2 separate regions of the Homo sapiens genome follow, and region 1 is linked to region 2. Evidence: read pairs that join two places in POLR2A ChIA-PET (ENCODE). Cell type or tissue: GM12878. All regions are shown on one strand.

What was found. Peaks named below come from ENCODE experiments on the same cell type or tissue, not always from the same donor. Only the 100,000 strongest peaks of a DNase experiment are listed, where the experiment ranks them.
Region 1: POLR2A ChIA-PET joins it to region 2 with 10 read pairs; 3 of 35 experiments call an interaction of 5 or more read pairs at or near these places.

What each region holds. Positions count from the first base shown.
Region 1 is chr12:755,715-758,214 of GRCh38, forward strand. All of the region lies in intron 1 of WNK1 (WNK lysine deficient protein kinase 1), which reads left to right. Among named protein-coding and RNA genes, the nearest start is that of WNK1, 4.4 kb to the left of the region's middle. In GM12878, no CTCF peak of the experiment used is centred here; no DNase peak of the experiment used is centred here; H3K4me3 peaks cover 2,500 bases; H3K27ac peaks cover 410 bases.
Region 2 is chr12:897,833-900,332 of GRCh38, forward strand. The region is part of intron 25 of WNK1 (WNK lysine deficient protein kinase 1); the gene reads left to right. Among named protein-coding and RNA genes, the nearest start is that of RAD52, 51 kb to the right of the region's middle. In GM12878, no CTCF peak of the experiment used is centred here; no DNase peak of the experiment used is centred here.

The sequences.
Region 1 (2,500 bases), 140 kb before region 2:
GCCTGTAATCCCAGCACTTTGGGAGGCCAAGGCGGGTGGATCACGGGGTTAGGAGTTCGAGACCAGCCTGACCAACATGGGGAAACCCCGACTCTACTAAAAATACAAAAATTAGCCGGGTATGGTGGCGCGCGCCTGTAATTCCAACTACTCGGGAGGCTGAGGCAGGAGAATATCTTGAACCCAGCAGGTGGAGGTTGCAGTGAGCGGAGATCGCACCATCGCACTGCAGCGTGGTGACAGAGCGAGACTCCGTCTCAAAAACAAACAAAAACAACAACAACAAAAAAACTTATGTCCGATTCCTTTTGGTTTACAGGCAGAAATTTACAGGTAGACACATTTCTTTCTTGTACTATCGATGCTTATTGATACTGATGCTGGAATTTTATTCTTCCATTATAGTTTTATATTTGAATAGGTGCTTTTTAACAATTTTGTTTTCCTTAACCGGTTACCTTACTTTTTTAAGACTGGACCCAATTACTTGTTGAGCACTTTATGAATTAATTTTGTTAGTTTTAATTATTTCACTTCTGAGACTTCTTAGCATGTGATGTGTGTTTTCCTTTTATCACCTGGAATTTTCTGATACTTTATTATCTTGGAACTGATAATACAGTGAAAAAAACTTAATTTGTCTAATGTCACGATAAAAACTTTGTCCAAGCTTCTCAGGTTTTCTTAGAACTCGTAACTTTTTGGATTTTTAATTCTCTATCTAGGCATGGGCATTACCAAACTAAAGAAAATCTTACATCGCATATTATTTTTGAGTCATTTCAGGATTTGGCTGCAGAACTAGATGAATCCTAGCTTATTAAGTGGTACCTGGTTTAGAAACTTCCATGTTATTTGTCTGTGCTTCTGTAATTTTTTGTTTTGATTTTGAAAAGATTATCTTACCTGAAAAATCCTTTATAGCAGTAGTTAGGCAGTATTTTTGGTTTTTTGACCAGGACACTTGCACTACATGCCTAATAAAATATTCAGTGGGTCAGTGTTTGAACTTTTATCTTTGGAGCCAAATTAAAGGACAAGCCAAGGGATTACTAAAGCACTGGAAAGATAGAAACTTTTTCGCTAAATCTATCCTTTTAATATACATATATTTCTGAAGCAAGACAGGAGAATATTGAGTTAAGTTGTTGAGTTAAAAATCTTAGTGTATTGAAACTGGGAGAAATCTTAGGTTATTCTGCCCAGCTATTTATTTGACAAATAAGGAACCTGAAATCATAGAGCAGGTAAATAACTTGATTAGGTAGATGAAGAACAAAAGCTAGTTAGGATCTAATAATTTGGGAGATGACAAAGCATTTGTAGTCCAGTAGATGGCTAATAAGTCATTTCAAATGAAGCAATATTGTGTTGGTGTGGAAGTGGCTGTTGGATTTCTGGAGAAACCCGGTCCTTATACCCATGGCAAATTTCAGGCTTCTGTTTTGGGTGTTGATTTTTATCACTTCAAATTGAGATATAAATAGGCTTTTGTGGATGGGTCAATATGGTATACAAATCAAGCTATTTTCTGTCATGCTAATTTTTTTAGAGTCATGCTATGCATTGCTCTTTAGTAAAACAAGCATCAATTCTTTTTTTTTTTTTTTTTTTTTTTTAAAAAAAAAAAGAGACGGAGTCTTGCTCTATCTCCAGGCTAGAGTGCAGTGGCGCAATCTGAGCTCACTGCAACCTCCGCCTCCTGGGTTCAAGCGATTCTCCTGCCTCAGCCTCCCAAGTAGCTGGGAGTACAGGCGCACCCCACCACACCCAGCTAATTACAAGCATCAATTCTTAGTAAATAATGCCTAGGTAATATTTTGATACCACAGGACCTTCAGTAATTACCGAGATGTTTAAGATGCAGATTTCTTTAACTGGTTTTATTAGACAAGTAGTGCACCTTAATTTTAATATTTGGTTGTCTTGGTCAGAAAATATTACTGTTGGGCTCTATCTGCAGAGTTTACATTGCTTTTCTAGAAAGGGATCTGGTTTTTCAAAAAAGATAGCATAATTTCCTTTAAGAAAACATTGATGGAGCCGGGTGCGGTGGCTCACGCCTGTAATCCCAGCACTTTGGGAGGCCGAGGCGGGTGGATCACGCGGTCAGGAGTTCGAGAACAGCCTGGCCAACATGGCGAAACCCCATCTCTACTAAAAATACAAAAATTAGCTGGGCGTGGTCCGCACGCCTGTAATCCCAGCTACTCGAGAGGCTGAGGCAGGAGAATTGTTTGAACCCGGGAGGCAGAGGTTGCAGTGAGTCGAGATCGCACCACTGCACTCCAGCCTGGGTGACAGGGTGAGACTCTGTCTCTAAAAAAAAAAAAAAAAAAAGAAAGAAAGAAAAAGAAAACATTGATGCACAGATTTAAGAATGATTTATTTTAAGCACCTTCCCAAGTTGCCTCTGAAGAGTTCACATGATGCGTTATATGTTGATGAGATTGTTTCCACATCTACCTGAAAAGAGAGGTTAAATCATATTTTTGTTGAA
Region 2 (2,500 bases):
CATTTATTGTACCTCTTTTTGAGTCTATAGAAGTAGACTTAGTGAATACAATGGCTTATTCCATTGTAATCCATATTGCTATCTACTGGTAATCTTTATTTATAGTTATTCTTAAGGATAGACATTTAGCTTTGCCTGTTAACTCGTATAACTCACATTTAACCAAACTCTTGGGCAGTTGGAAGAAAATACATTATTCTCTGTTTAGTAAAACTTGGGTAGATTCTTTGTTTTAATGGATGACTTAGTCATAATTGCAACTTAGATGAATGTAATCGTCATATAGATATTTGTGTGTATGTCTAAGTGGTAACTTCTTGATTAAGGTTTTTATTTCATTTATATTGGGTTAAAGAACTTGCTAGTCATTGGTTAGGCACGGTGGCTCACGCCTGTAATCCCAGAACTTTGGGAGGCTGAGGCAGGCAGATCACGAGGTCAGGAGATCAAGACCATCCTGACTAACACGGTGAAACCCTGTCTCTACTAAAAATAAAAAAATTAGGTGGGCATGGTGGCAGGCGCCTATAGTCCCAGCTACTCAGGAGGCTGAGGCAGGAGAATGGCATGAGCCCGGGAGGCGGAGCTTGCAGTGAGCTGAGATTGCACCACTGCACTCCAGCCTCGGTGACAGAGCAAGACTCTGTCTCAAAAAAAAAAAAAAAAAGAAGAACTTGCTAGTCATTAAAATCAAAGAAATAGTTAAGTGATACTCTTTTGTAATGTAGTATATATATATATTTATTTATTTTAAGAGACAGGGCCTCACTCTGTTGCCCAGACTGGAGTGCAGTGGTGTGATCATAGCACACAACACAACAGCCTCAAACTCCTAGGCTCAGGTGGTCCTCCTACCTTAGCTTCCTGGGTAGCTGGGATTACAGGCACACACTACCATGCCCTGCTAACTTTGAATTTTTTTTTTGAGACAGAATCCCGCTCTGTTGCCCAGGCTGGAGTGCAGTGGCACGATCTCGGCTCACTGCATTCTCCGCCTCCCAGTTTCAAGTGATCCTCCTGCCTCAGCCCCGCATAGTAGCTGGGATTACAGGCACATGTCACCATGCCTGGCTAATTTTTGTATTTTTAGTAGAGATGGGGTTTCACTATGTTGGCCAGGCTGGTCTCAAACTCCTGGCTCAGGTGATCCACCCACCTTGGCCTCCCAAAGTGCTGGGATTACAGGCGTGAGCCACCGTGCCCGGCCCTGGACTATATTTTAATTGGGATAGATAGAGAGTTTCTAATCCTTTGGTGAAATTATGGTAGTGTTAACACAATTAGTTGAAAAGTAAAAGAAGGTTAAAATATGTTAAAAAGCAGTTGCAAACTTCTTAGCAGTTCCATTCTCTGGAAAGGTTCACAGATATCCAAATGTAGCACATTAGGGCCAGTTCATGCAGCCCATTAGTAGAGATGTGATTGTAAGAGAAATCAGCTAATTTCTGATCTGATCCCAATCAGATCTTTTTTGTTTTTGTTTTTGTTTTTTTGAGGCAGAGTCGGCAGTGGCTCAACCTCCAACTCCCAGGTTCAAGCAATTCTCATGCCCCAGCCTCCCAAGTAGCTGGGATTACAAGCATGTAATCCCAAACCAAATGTATAAGAACACCTGGCTAATTTTTGTATTTTTGTATTTTTAGTTGCACTATGTTGGCCAGACTGGTCTGAAACTTCTGGCCTCAGGTGATCCGCCCGCCTCAGCCTCCCAAAGTGCGGATTACAGGCATGAGCCACTATGCCCAGCTATGATCCTAATCAAATTCTAATCCTAATTTTGACATACTTTTTGAGTGGACTTGAATTCAACTGGGAACCGGGGAGCAGAGAGTCAATTTTAGGACAACCGACCTATTGAAAGCAACCTACCAAAAATAATTTTAAACACCCATTGCTCTGTAGTGACCTCCATCATTTTTGAACACCTCTTTTGTATTTGCTCTGATGCACGTTTATAGGAAAGTCTAAGCAGAGACTGCCTAGCAAACCTTTTTGTATAATGATTCAACACATTTTCTAATAGGGTAAAAAAAAAAGCAATCATGGAATTGCAGAATGGAATCTGGGTATCCACTAGGTACTCTGGTCTTCTTACGCTGCTCAGACATGTGGCCCATCTAGGTTTTCTAAAGCTAAAAAGCTCTGGAATAGTACATATGGCCCTATTACCTATGGATTCTTTTCTTTTTTTTTTTTTTTTTTTGAGTGCAGTGGCATGATGTCGGCTCACTGCAGCCTCTGCCTCTGGGTTCAAGCAATTCTCCTTCCTCAGCCTCCTGAGTAGCTGGGATTATAGGCACCCTCCACCACGCCTGGCTAATTTTTATATTTTTAGTAGAGACAGGGTTTCATCATGTTGGCCAGGCTGGTCTCGAACTCCTGACCTCAGGTGATCCGCCCACCTTGGCCTCCCAAAGTGCTGGGATATTATAGGCGTGAGCCACAACACCCAGCCTATCTATTGAGTCTTAGTGTCATTCCTCACTTCTCCCGTTAGTGA